3 separate regions of the Homo sapiens genome follow, and all the other regions are linked to region 1. A link is a contact called in ENCODE Hi-C or POLR2A ChIA-PET data. All regions are on one chromosome and are shown on one strand. Each heading gives the region's core, a stretch centred on a gene start or an enhancer-like site at or near the end of the contact. The rest is flanking DNA. Distances are from core to core; before and after follow the strand shown.

Evidence for each region. Hi-C counts contacts between places; a loop is a spot of excess contacts on that map. ChIA-PET counts read pairs that join two places held with the same protein, here RNA polymerase II (POLR2A). Pooled maps may share reads with other maps.
Region 2: a map with no recorded cell type shows a loop between it and region 1 (6-fold over the local background). The contact joins two enhancer-like sites. A Hi-C loop is called at or near these places in 3 of 168 maps with a recorded cell type or tissue (GM12878, HepG2 and breast epithelium), 4 of 37 single-sample maps with no recorded cell type and 6 of 50 pooled maps. POLR2A ChIA-PET finds 5 or more read pairs at or near these places in 3 of 52 experiments (CD4-positive, alpha-beta T cell, GM12878 and activated B cell).
Region 3: a map of colonic mucosa shows a loop between it and region 1 (2.7-fold over the local background). The contact joins two enhancer-like sites. A Hi-C loop is called at or near these places in 10 of 168 maps with a recorded cell type or tissue (CD4-positive, alpha-beta memory T cell, Calu3, GM12878 and 6 more), 10 of 37 single-sample maps with no recorded cell type and 21 of 50 pooled maps. POLR2A ChIA-PET finds 5 or more read pairs at or near these places in 8 of 52 experiments (A549, A673, B cell and 5 more).

The regions. Positions count from the first base shown.
Region 1 is chr14:68,230,158-68,235,127 of GRCh38, reverse strand. All of the region lies in intron 7 of RAD51B (RAD51 paralog B), which reads right to left. Among named protein-coding and RNA genes, the nearest start is that of RAD51B, 410 kb to the right of the region's middle. RefSeq lists enhancers at 2,146-2,515, 1,782-2,981. Within about 2 kb of position 2,412, at least 22 of the 41 ENCODE cell types and tissues checked have a DNase peak (open chromatin) inside an H3K27ac peak, as active enhancers do; they include GM12878, where a contact is called at or near this core.
Region 2 is chr14:68,265,471-68,269,954 of GRCh38, reverse strand. All of the region lies in intron 7 of RAD51B (RAD51 paralog B), which reads right to left. Among named protein-coding and RNA genes, the nearest start is that of RAD51B-AS1, 420 kb to the left of the region's middle. RefSeq lists enhancers at 905-1,084, 1,235-1,384, 1,735-1,854. Within about 2 kb of position 1,579, at least 9 of the 41 ENCODE cell types and tissues checked have a DNase peak (open chromatin) inside an H3K27ac peak, as active enhancers do; they include GM12878, where a contact is called at or near this core.
Region 3 is chr14:68,192,065-68,196,505 of GRCh38, reverse strand. The region is part of intron 7 of RAD51B (RAD51 paralog B); the gene reads right to left. Among named protein-coding and RNA genes, the nearest start is that of RAD51B, 370 kb to the right of the region's middle. RefSeq lists a silencer at 1,088-1,288 and an enhancer at 4,320-4,441. Within about 2 kb of position 1,990, at least 2 of the 41 ENCODE cell types and tissues checked have a DNase peak (open chromatin) inside an H3K27ac peak, as active enhancers do.

The DNA.
Region 1 (4,970 bases), core at 1,163-3,662:
CTTGATAATGATAATAAATGACTATGTTAGTGGTTTGTTTTTACTCTGCTATACTTTTATCATTATTTTACAGTGTACTCTTTCTACATATTAAAAATATTTTACTGTAAAACAATATTATATGTAACAGCAGCAGCAGCCTCATATATCTCCTGTTTACCTCTTGATTGTATATCATTTTCTCTTGTGCTTGATTTAAGTTTTACTACAAAAGAGTCAAAAAGTTAAAAATAATTAAAAGTTTATAAAGTCAAACAGTTACAGTAATTACACTTAATTTATTGTTGAAAATTTGTAAAATAAATTTAGTGTAGCCTAAGTGTAGTGTTTATAAAATCTACAGTAGTGTACAGTAATATCCTAAGCCTTTACATTTACTTACCGTGCACTCACTGACTCACCCAGAACAGCTTTCAGTCCTGCAAGCTCCATTCATGGTAAGTACCCTCATAGATATACCATTTTTGATCTCTTATACCATATATTTACTGTTTAATTTCTATGTTTAGATACACAAACACTTGCCATTGTGTTCCAATTGCCTATAGTATTCAGTACAATAACATGCTCTACAGGTTTGCTGCCCAGGAATAACAGGCTGTACCATCCAGCCAAGGTGTATAGCAGGCTATACCATCTAGGTTTTTGTAAGTGCACTCGATGATGTTTGCATAATGTTGAAATCACCTAATAACTCATTTCTCAGAACACATTCCTATCATTAAGTGATGCATAATTGTAATTCAGATACTTCTCAGCTTTCTTTCTTGACCCATACTATTGTCGTCCATTGGACTTCTCCACCTGAATGTCTCTTCTCATTAGTGCCTTAATTTAAACTCAACATGTTACAAAATGACCTCATCATTCCCCAAGGCTGCTTTTCCTCTGAATTTCTTGTTGAAGGCAGCATGACCCATCCAGACATCTGAGTTCCTAACTGGAGGTCCCACTCAAACACCCACCCCTGTATCCAACCAGTCACAGTAGTCTGCTCATTTGACTTCTGATATGCATCTCAAATCTGTCCCTTCACCTCTCCTCTTACTGCTACCACTTCCAGACTATACAGCAGCTTTCCCACTGGTTCCTTTGTTACCCCTTTTTTCCACCCTACACTATCATCAGAATTCTCTTCCTGAAAAAAGAAATCAAATGAAGTTACTCTCTTTCTTTAAAACCTCCATAAGCCCTTCTATTACTTACAGGATAATGCCTTAGTATGCTGTAAGACCCATCACAATCTTACCTCAACTTAACCTATTTCGGCTCATTTTCTACTACAATTCATAAAAAATGTATTTTTTCACCCTGAATATACTATGCTCTTTCACACCTCTTTGCATTTCCACATGCTGTTCCCTGTATTGATGGGGCTCCTCCCACCCTTGTCAAACTGGAAAATGTTGATATATTCTTGAAGCTTCAACTCAAATATTTTCTCTTCTCCTTTGCAGAAATATTTGCTGCTGCTTCTGTGTTTCCTCAAGTATTTTACTTATGCCAATCACTAAGCACAAAACACAACATAAAACTTCAGGTCTGGGGTGATGCCTTAGTTACAACTGCATCTCCAATGACTAGCATACTCAGGTACTTAATGAATGTTCATGAATTGAATGAATAAAGCAGAAGACTAAATTATTATAAAAGCAAGAGAATGGACCTTATAGTATGACCTAAATATACAAACAGAAATCTAAAAATGAACATTTCTTCTAAAATAAGCTTCATGATAAAGTGTATTAGCCAGACAAAATAATGTAATCAGCATATATGCCCTTGGCTCAGACAACCAGAACTGACATTTCAGTCCTGTGAATGTGGCCTCTTAGGGAAAATATTAGTACCATGCTTAACTAATAATAAGCACTATCTGTGTGTTTACTGTTGCTGTTCTTGTTAGGGGGTTATAATCTGGCCTGTACTCCATCTAAATAGATATAAAAATAAGTGGTCACAATGAAATTCTACTGTCTAAACAACCAGCTTACAATATCTAACATTACATTAAGAAATGAACATACCCAAGTCTCCTAATGCACACAAAAATATTCTGCTTCAAACACATGAATGAGCCAATGGCCTGTGGATATAGCCCACATCCCAGCATCTGAAGACGGTATGCTTAAAAGCTTTTGGCAATATCTTCTAGATTTTTCTATAGACCAACATCAAGCCAATTTATCTGACCTCCTTGATCTACATAGCCCTTCCAGTACCTACAGCTATTTTTCTAGAGGCCTGAATGAGTCAGAACAAGAAAATGATTAATCAACTTGGAGAGATTTGAAAGCTGGAAGGGAGCCATCCTGTGAGTAAAAGCTCAGAGCTGTGGGACTGCAGCAGTTGGAAAGTTAGGGGATTTCCATGGTTGAAAACATTTGGCTGGCTTGCTATGGTCCTCTGACCTTGCAATAAGACAGACCAGACCAAGCTGGTGATTTACCTCTGACAATATCCTATGTCTGCTGACTCTGGCTGTTCACTCTGACTTGACAAAGTCAAAGTTATTCCCCCTGAGCCTTATGACTTTGGAACTGGCTCAGAAAATTTTCCTGTTTTTTCCTCCCAATGGATATCATTCTCAGACCTTGGCTTCACTTTTATGTACAGCGAGGCTTAAATTAAAAGTGTATGCAATGCACCTAGCACAGTGCTTGGCAAAAAGTTAGGTGGGTCTGCTCCTTTTTTAGGCCAGGTTGGTTTCCCAGCACCTGGGGGATATAGCACCATCTTGCTTTTCTTTTCTTTTTTTTTCTTTTTGCCAGTTGTTAACCTGCCAGTACCATTTAAAATCACTTTTCCTGCTTAAGGTTTGTATCACTTGCCACTGCTCCTTATTTCATCTATTCAAATTCTTCCAATTCCCTTTACTGGGGACTTGATTTCTGAAGTTGCTTATTTTGAAGATACTACTCTAGTATTATCTAACTTTTATATTCCAAAAGTACTACAGACACTGTTGTTGTCTTTTGTTTGCTGTTTAACATGTAATATTTTACTGATGTCAGGAAGGCTTCTCATATTTCCCAACTATTTATCTCTACGAGTGATGACTCTACTTCCATTTTCTTGCCCTTTTACTTTGTGTACACTGCCCTCTTTCTTCTTTCTTTCACTTGAGCATATGAATCACTTGGATTTTATTACTATTTATTATCATCTCTTTCTTTCCTGAGTCTGCTTTCTGTTCCATCACTGCATTTATATTACATTCCTGTGTCTACTATCAATAATAAGTTCAGCAAGATATTCTCATGCCTGATGATTGTTTATTGGTCTCCTGTCCCTGTTTCTCTCATTAACATCATTTATTTTCCCTGTATAATTTTTTCATTACCTTAGTAAAGAAATAGGGTTAGGCAAAGCTTTCTGCTTCTCTTCTCTACTAGAAAAGATCCAAGTCCTTCTCCATTCATTAAACATGGTCACATGTCTCATATATACATACAAATATATACATGTAAACCTTCACTGTGAGAATTCTTATCCATTGATTTGTAGATCACAAGGAACTTGTTGAGCAATGACAGCTGCTGCTTTTCAATGCACTGGCATGGTTGGGAGGGGGCTGGGGATTTTGCCTTTTGGCACACAAGTCAATAAACACATTGGAGATTAACAGCAAAGAGATAAGAAGCTTGGGTGTGGGGAGGACTAGAATGATGGTTTAGGGGAAAAGGAAAAAGGAGGGAATTTCAGGAAAAGGAATCGAAATTATAGATCAAATGACCAGATAACAAAAAGAAGGGGAGAGATTCAATAAGGTTGGAGGAAAGATTTAGAGAGAAAACAAGATTGGAGGAAGGAAAGTGGAGTGGTTAAGGATAAGAAAGAAATTAGGAACAGAGGCAAAGAGAGAAGAAAAAGGTGGCAACCAGCTGGTCATCCACTTGAGAAAGAAAGCATGAAGGAAAATATTTAAGAATAAGTAAATACAGTTGAGAAAACATTCCAAATCAATGTGTCATCCTCCTTTTAAAATCCCCTTTGTTATTAAAATATACCATCCACAATATGGCTTCTTGCTACAAATCCCTCAGCGGATAGAAGTAGAAATATCCCTCTAGCTATTTGTTTTGAGGTCAGTTACCCTAGTCAAAGCCCTCAAAGACTCAAATCCTGTCAGTCTACACAACTCAAAAGTGAGAAAGTAACTGGGATGTTCTTCTGACAGTTTAACTCCAATGACTGGCCCTAATGTTGACCTTCCATGTGTGATAATGATGATAGTAATTTTTCTCACATCAAAGAATTTTTTAAATTTATTCTACTCCAAGCAACTACAATGACCAAAGATGCCTCTTGCTAGTTACTGATTTACATTTTAAAAATACTTGGGAAACAAAAGAACACTAAAATCACAGCCAAGAACTCCTAAGCCGGATAAGGGTCTTTTTGGCAACTCCTAAGAAGCAGAAATCTCTGCATAGCAATCCGTTTCTTTAGCTGTAAGGCTGAATCTATTCCCTCACTGTAGATCCCATAGAACAGATTTTGTAGTAGACATCTGTTGCCTTTGAATGTCCTTTTTTTGGTAGGAACACCAAAAGTGCTTGGCTTTGGGTAACCACCCCTGACCTTTATTATGGGCAGTGCTGGTAGGACTGTCATCTAAGGTACAGGGCCTTCCCTGGCTAAGAGGTAGGCTTATAATCAAAGCCAGTCAGATTCTCTGCTGGGAATCTGAATGACTAGTCAAACAATAAAGATGTTTAACAGAAAATGTCTGGAGTGAACTCATTCCAGTGGTGGTGCCTTGACGTGACCATTAGTTTCTGTTTCCTCTACTCCCACAGATGTCCTACTCTGAAAATCTGTTCTACTTTTCCTTCAATTCTATGACACACTCTCTATACCTTCAAAAATTACTCTTTTTTCCTTTCAGTTAGCCAAAGTAATTTATATTGCTTGCAATCAAAAAGCCTCAACTTATATAATCCACATTACACTGAATGAGAAAGTCA
Region 2 (4,484 bases), core at 330-2,829, 36 kb before region 1:
ATGACCAGAAGCTTCAGATCAAGTGAGTCAACCAGGACCTCAATCCAAGGCCTGTGTTCCACTACTGGACAACAGCCCTTTTCATGGTACAGATTCCGCAAAAGAGAGACAAAGGAAGAGAGGGAAGCAAAAGCCAGGAGAGAGGTAAATAACTTCCAATTCAATCCCTCATTGAGTCCACATGTGTTTACTGAGCAACCGCTGGGGAACAGGCGTTGTTCCAGCTTCTGGGTAACAACAGAGAACCAGACTAAGACAACCTCTTTCTGCCCTTGTAGAGTGAGACCCCCTAGTCAGGGTCCAACAGTAAACAAGAAAACCAGGAAATGAGCAGGCAATTTCAGATATGATGAGTGATGTGAGGAAATAAAATATCGGGTGTAGATACTGATAGGACAGTCAGGGGAGTCCTGTCTGAGACAGGACATTCAGGCTGAGATCTGAGTGACGATCCTGCGGTAGCACAGGGTTCAGGGCAGGGTCCCAGGCAGGGGAGATGTGTAGAAAGGTCCTAAAGAGAAAGATGCTTACGATGCCCTGGGAACCCAGAGTAGATCAGCATGGCTGGAATTACTGCAAGAGGTGGTCAGAGCAGTGGGCAGGGCTGAGTCAGGCAGTGCCTTGGAGGCTGGCACCCAGCCTTGGGTTTGGTTGCAAGAGTGTGGGAGACCACTGGTGGCTCTGAAGCAGGAGACTGACATGATCTGGTTTATGTTTTAAAATGTGCTGATTGTGAGGAGTCAAACACCAACATTTAATCCTCCCATGAAGGCACAGCTTTTGTGTTCTTTGTAACACGCTTAAAATATTCATGAGTGCTCAATTCCTCTTGGCTGGGGGGAAAAAAGAAATTATATACCAAAGCTCTTCTTCTTCAGGCCACTGAGTGTTGGGAGAAGCAGAGAGACAGAAACACTGGGCCCCAAAGACATGCTGGCAGGGGGGCCCATCTTCTCAGGGTGGCCAAGGGTGGCGCCTGAGGGGAGAAGGTGTCTGATCACACTGTGGCTGCTATAGTTGAATCTGAACAGTAGCAGTGGCACCAAAGCAGAATATTTCTGGTTGGAAACACTTTCAAATGGAATTCCAGTTCATCTAAGGCAGGATGTGGTCTCATTCTATCAGTCAGTAAGTACTTATTACATCTCTACTAAATGCAGTCTAGGAACAAACAAAGATGAAAAAGTGAATGCTGTGTAAATTAAAGATGCTCTGTGCCTTTGAGGATTTGAAAGTCTCATGGAGAAGATAAGACAAAAGAGGGAAAATATCCACAGTGGTATACACAGCTATCTTCACATATATGTAGATATTTAGAGATAGAGCTAAAACCCAGATCTTTTGATTCCTAGTTCATCACTATCTCAGGTGAACAAATCCACAAAGCCCATAGTTTATGATTCTAATTGTGATGAGATGTGAACAGACATTTTGCCAGGAATCCGTAACTCCCACTATTACCCCCTATAAGACAAAGGTCATCCACAAACAGCCACTTGGCAGAATCCACTTCAGCAAACTCAATCTCTTCCAACCCACCACCAGTTTCACTTCCCTGTGGGGAAGATACAAAATGTACATGGGAGGAAGTGAGAGTGACGTGCTGGTGATCAGTTGTCTTTTCTGAAAAAGTGCAATCTACACAATGATATGTATGTATACACAGAGGCAAATGGCTGCATGATGTGTATGTATGTGTGTATGTGCACACATACATGCATTTTAATAGCTCATTCAAGAAAAATAAGCAGGACCTGGATATGTTAGGTGTCTGAAGTGATAGTTCCCAGAATGGTAGGACAAAATTGACCTGGCTTCTCTAGCCAGCAGGAAATGCAATTCTCTTCCTGCTGCTCAAGGAGAAATGTTAGAACTCCATCAGAGGCTTTATGTTAGTCTCTCCTAGCCACTCTATTCCTAATAAAAATGGCATTTAGGTCACTTACTTAAAACAACAGTGATTTATAACTGCAGCTGAGAACTGCATGGAAGTCTGCAGCACATTATTTGACATCTGAAAAGTTTGGTTTTATCTGTGTAAAATGAGAACCATAAAACTGACAATCCCAGAATCAGGACAGGGAAGCTTCAGCATGAAATAAATTGTTTAATTATGACAGAGCATGGTGAAAACAGCAGCCACTAACATTTTTATATGATATTCATACACAAAGTGATACGATTAATCTGATGTTAACTCAGATATATCAGCCCAATAGATTATAATCCTCTATTGTGAGCTAGAGAGACATAAAATGAAGTTATGGGCCCATAAGCAAAATATTTTTAAAATAAATTCCCTTATGGGTTTGAGGACCCTCCTTCAAGGGTCTCTATACATACTATGGGAGTTCTGGCATAATCCCTCTACAAAGTGGCCCATATCTAGAAGTACTGGTCTTTTTATTAATATTAGTGTTTGCCAAATAACCAATCAAACCTTACACACAAATTCTTTCATTTGAAAGAATTCTAGAAGACTAATTCTTTCATTTGACTCTCCCAGTGGTAAACATGTTCTCTTTGACATCATCTCTTTGATGTTAAATGAAATGACATTAAAGTAAGTTTCTAGATTTGCATAAAGGAATTTTTTTCATATAATACCATATGTATTTGTCTTACCCCAGTTGTGCAAATTGAGGTATGTTTTTAATATCTGCGGTTGTCACGGTTTTCCTATTATTAGGGCTACTCTGGGGATTTGAATCAGCTGGATTGTTCACCTTCAGAGCTCAAAACCAAAAGAGCAAGAATTTCCAAAGAGCAAAAAAGTATCGTCTTTGCGGAAAGCACAATACTCTTCCCCTTTTCGAGTTGCTTTTTACCTATCTGAAGAACACCAGGCCATCAGAGGCAATGCACTGGGTTAGACTTACAAGTCAACTTTTCAGGAGAAACAGCACCTAGAGAGAGCTCGAGGTTTGGTCTCCGACTTTAGAGCTGATTCAGAATTCTGATTCTGTTTTCCTAGAAGATGAGCCCCACATCTCTGTAACTTTTTGCGTAATGTATAGAACTACATAAATAATTGGTGTGCTGATATTTGTGATAAAACAATAATGTTTATATATTTTTACAGCACTTTACAAAGTGTTTTCATATTTATTACACATTTGAGGCACAGCCTTGTAAGGTTGGTACTACTATCATCCCTATTTTATAGAGATATCAGAGTCACCAGGAATACATGTAATTTGTCAAAAGACACTCAGCTCTTAAGTAGTAGAGTCAGAATTTGATCTCATAGTCTGTCCTCTATTGATTTGTACCTCATTCCCTCTGATAACTTTGCTTAGATCAAAAAGCCATCGCCCTTCCAGGGAAATGTTGGGGCTTAGAACAGGATACCCCCAAATATGGCACCCTGGCATACCAAGCATTTTAAGCTAAAGGACATTGGAAAACCACAGAAACAGGAAGGTCACTCTCTGACCTTCTCTTGCCTTTCCCTCTGAAGCAGGCCATAAAATAATTTTCTGACCTATCTTCCCTAAAAGTAGGCCTTAAGATCTTCATTCCAGAGGGGTCCTACCCTATACTTGGAAGCCATTCGAACAAACAGGGCTTGCAAAGTTCTCCCTAGTTGATTACCATTAGATGATACTCTGTGGTGCTCCAATCATACTTCTGTATGACTATCCATATAAATACACAGTTTTCCCTGGGTCTTTGGGTCATTTCTAAGGGCTTCAGTGTCACATAAAACTCTGTTAAATAAATTTGTTATGCTTTTTGCTTGTTACTCTGCCTTTGCTATAGGGTTCAGTAATGAACCTTGCAATAGGTGAGAAAAAGACATTACTTCTTCTAACCCTACAGCTCCTGGTGCCCAAACAGGAACCTAAAGCCTACCCCCAACAGTGCAAACACCAATCACTTGCCAGGCAAGGACTGCTCAGGGGTAGGGATACAAATAAAGAACAAATTTGATGGGAACATCCATCTATAAACCCAGTGCATGCACTTAATCCAATTTAGTAGTGCTACACCTTATTAAATGTCCATTTCCAATGCTGCTACATTTATAATTCATGTTATAAATGAGCACAATTATATTTATATCTCTCTCAAAATGCCAACCATCTACTAGAGTGAATTGTTTTCTTCCTCTGTGCTACTTGATTCATACCAACAGAATAGCATTTATCATATTATTATATTATACAGTTAGTTATGTTATTTTTATTTTTTATTTTTTAAGACAGAGTCTCACTCTGTTGCCCAGGCAGGAGTGCAGTGGTATGTGATCTCAGCTCATTGCAACCTCCGCCTCCTGGGTTCAAGTGATTCTCCTGCCTCAGCCTCCCGAGCAGCTGGGATTACAGGCACATGCCACCACGCCCAGCTAATTTTTGTATTTTATTAGTAGAAATGGGGTTTTACCATATTGGCCAGGCTGGTCTTGAACTCCTGACCTCAGGTGTTCCACCTGCCTCAGCCTCCCAAAGTGCTAGGATTACAGGTGTGAGCCACCGCGCCTG
Region 3 (4,441 bases), core at 741-3,240, 38 kb after region 1:
TATTCCATGGAGAGGAAAGAACCTGTGTGAAGATGTGGAGAAGTAGGAAAGAGTGAGGAGGAGGCAGAGTGGGACCATGCAGGACTTTGTAGGCCATACAATGATTTCTACGTTGAATTCTAAAAGTACAACCAGAAGCCAATGAAACATTTTAAGCAGGGAAATAATATAAACCTATCACCCTGGCTTTAAACAACCTGTGTTTAAAAGTATTAGAACAGTAAATTTCACATCATTAATGGATCATAAAGTGAATTTAATTAATCATGCCCAGCAAGAAAGCGACAAAGGAATATAATTTTTTTTTTTTTTTTTGAGATGGAGTCTCACTCTGTCGCCCAGGCTGGAGTGCAGTGGCGCAATCTCTGCTTACTGCAAGCTCCAAGCGATTCTCCTGCCTCAGCCTCCCAAGTAGCTGGGACTACAGGCGCCTGCCACCACGCCCAGCTAATCTTTTTGTATTTTTAGTAGAGAGTGTTTCACCTTGTCAGCCAGGATGGTCTTGAACTCCTGACCTCGTGATCCACCCAAAGTGCTGGGATTACAGGCATGAGCCATTGCACCTGGCCCCTAATTGTTGTTTTTTTTTTTTTTTTTGAAACAGAGCTCTGCTCTTGTGGCCCAGGCTGGAGTGCAATGGTGTGATCTCGGCTCACCACAACCTCTGCCTCCTGGGTTCAAGGGATTCTCCTGCCTCAGCCTCCCAAGTAGCTGGGTTTACAGGCATGTGCCACCATGCCTGGCTAATTTTGTATTTTTAGTAGGGACAGGTTTTCTCCCTGCTGGTCAGGCTGGTCTCGAACTCCTGACCTCAGGTGATCCACCTGCCTCAGCCTCCCAAAGTGCTGGGATTACAGGTGTAAGCTACCATGCCCGGCCAGGAATATAATTTTTAAAAATATCAAAATGCATGATACTGAGAAAAGATACGTATTATTCTGTTAATCTTTGATTTTGGATTTACTTATAGATACATAGCAACACAAGTATGTGTACTGGGAGTATCATGGATGTATTTTTTAATTGTAGGTCATCCTCAAAAAAGTCTGAAAGCTGTTAATTAGAGGTAAGTAAGAGTGGAAACTGGGAGAGCAGTTAGGAGGTGACTGGAGAAGCTGAGATGGTAAATATGTTGACAGATTTAATGCTCATTCTGGAGGCAGGCATTTGAAAGGACTGAAACAACAGGTGGTTGTTTGCATTTGGAGGGCAAATGAAAGGGACATGTCAAGGATGACTCAGGTTTCCAGCACCCATTAACTTGAAAAATGAACGAATGGGAGTGAACAAATGAGTAAAGATGGCATAGTAAATCTAACTAAAATTGTAGTTTTCTTCAAATTTAACTATAAAATAAAATCTATTCTAATTATTTAAAATAGTAGAAACTTTTTCCCCCTTGGTTTCCCCTCACAAGGTTTTTAGAGATATGGCCCAGGTCTTCTTCAACTTCATATCCCCAGGTCCTACCACAGTGCTTGCCACCAAGTACATACTTCGTTATTATGTGCTGAATGAATTAATGAATGGAGTAAAATAAAAACAAAAAAGTGGTCTTAGGAGAAAATAAAGTGTTCTATAGTTCTTAAGGTCAAGGAATAGCAAATCAACTTAGGATAGACTTTTCTTCTAAGTTGCCACTTACTGATCAAAAGCCACATTTTATAAAACTAAAGGAAGAATATCTTTAACATTATAATCATACTATAAAAGTATTCTTCCCCCTTGTACTTCTAAATATTAATAAATCTCAAAAGTCCTCTTTTACCACACTGTCATATCTCATTCTCACTCTGTGTTTACAGATTTGCAAAAGACTCAAAAAGTTCTCAGATCACAGTTATAAACATTACTCAGATTATTCCTGTGTATTTGGTAGAGGGCAGATATAATTCTCTATTTAAAACAAAATAAATGGGTCATGGACAATATTCAAGAAACTCAAAGCTACACAGCAGCTGAGTTCACAGTAATCCGTCCCTGGCCTTCTGGTTTGTAGTTAGCCGTGTGGCACTTTTATTACTCCCTAACTAACACCATTTTTTTGTTGATCCTGATAGTTAAGAGTTGTCTATTCAATTTTCACTCCCTCAAGGGCAGACACCATGTCTTCTACTATTACTGTATTGTCCATAATGTTTAGCAGTCCTGAACACAGCAGACACTTAATATTTCTTGCCTGGAATAGCAGTAAAATTAAAACAAACATCTCCTAATTTAGAGGTTAAACTAGACTCTGCTCCCTTCATCAAGCTGTACTGGTCTTGCATGCAAGTTTTATCTCCAGTAGTCCTTGCGTTCCATTACAAAATAGCAATTGCCTCTTCTCAAAATGAAAAACATTTTCCATTGTGTAAGTTATACTTGCAACTATGATGTTGAAATGTTCCTCAAGTGATGATTTTCATCTATGCTGCAAAGGAAAAAAGTGTAACTCATAAGCTTAATTCTTAAAACAAATCCAATAACTGTCATTGGTCCTAGACAGCCCTCTTAGCTTGTTTGTTTCTTTTAATGTCCCAGGCCATTTCTCCCAGAATTCGTGGTAGTAAACAGTCTAATGAGTGTGATCACAGAGAGACTACTGCTGGTATAATGAATGTGATCCCCATTATTTCTAACAGATAACATGCCATCTTACAGAAAAAAAAGCGTTGAAAGGTGGTAGAGTGGAAGCCATTGGTTAAGAAGTTTGAAGGCGGGCTAAATTAACACATTCAATCAGAAAAGCTTGTTCCCAGCATTCTTGCCTCAACTTGACTTGGTCAAAACAGACTGGTGAATGAGATTAGGTATATCATCTTGTGTTCTGGCTCACTGTTCACCTTAAATTTTGAGTATCTTTGAAAATCACAAATTATTACAACACTTCAGTCACTAAAAGTTTGATGTAATTGTTTTGAGAACAATACTGACTACTTTAAAGAGAATTTTGAATTTTACCAAGTGTTTTTGCATCCCTTTAGCCCTCTGTAGCAGTTCTGATAAATCTAAATATCATTGTTTCCATCCAGTTATGAGAAAACAAGAGATGCATGCAATTTTGTGCCAAGCCAATTATCTGGAGGCTGCTTGAAGATATGGTCCCAGACCTCAATAAGTTTGCTTCTTGTTGAGGGAAAAAACATGTACAAAATCAATTAAAATACAAGGTACAGTGAACTAAGTGCTTCAGCAACAGGTCAAATAAAGTGGTACAAAGAGCAACATTTAAGTCCAAGTAGAAATCAGGGAGGAAATTTAATGATATAAGTAGCATTTGAGTGTTGTCTTGAAGGATGTCAAGTATTGTAATGGAGATGAGGAAAGAATTCTAGTCTGGGGTAACAACACTATCCAGGCTATAAAGGGTGCTAAGTGCATGCTGTATTCAGGGAAGCACATGAAACCTGTGTGGCTGGAGGGGTCACGCGGGATCAACAAGTGAAGAAGAAAAGTTTACCTGAATGAGATCCACAAAAATGTTATCAGTAAAAAGTATGAATTTAAAGTTTGGAAACATTTTGAGTGTCTCAAAGAAAAGAGCTGTGTACCAGCTTTTGTGTTACATTGCAATTTAGGATGAAGCTGACAATCAACACATTTGAAAATATAACCTATCACTAAATTCCTTGATCAGAAAAATCAATTTACGTAATTATTCCAAAATCCATTCAGAAAATGACCCTATTCAAACTCCTGGATATGCCAATATTTTAACAAGGGTAACTCATAAGATGAATTCTCATAAAATAAGGGAGGATTTAAAACCAAAAAGTTAAAAAAGGAGAGAGAGATTGACTTACATTTAAAATCTCATTCATCAGGTTCAGGACCAGTAAAAAGGGCTGCACAAAGAGCTCTGGTCTGTTTACCTTAACATCAGCAGAGACATATTGTCACAAATAGAAAACCTGAATTCTGGATAGGAAAGTCTGTTTTCAGAGAGCCAACATATAACTTCTGATGGCTGATATTGAGATTCAATCAAACTTGGCACCAATTAAAAGACATTGTTTGGAGAGCACAGGCTTAGTGTTTCTATTATCATCAGCTGAAATATAAAGATTATAATTTGATCTTTCAAATTTGGAATAGAAAAATCTGTTTTCAGAGAAGCCAACATATACTATTTAATAACTTTTGCAAGGCAATATAAACTTCTCTTCTTTTCACAATGAAACAAGAAGGAGCACCCAAAGAGAAGACCTCATGAAAGGCTCCTTTCAAACAGTGGCTCTTGCTGTGTCCTCTTGATTAAGGGCTCATAAATAAAAGGACACAACAGCTGCAACTTATGATTAACCATGGTATAGTATTTCAACCAGTGAATAACATTACAGTTATTAGAACCAACAAAACTCCTTATATTCACTCAATACATGACCTTGGCTTTGTCTGGCCTGTAGGTGACCTGAATTGAAGAGAGATGTCTGGGTTAAAATTTAACTTAGAGTCTGAA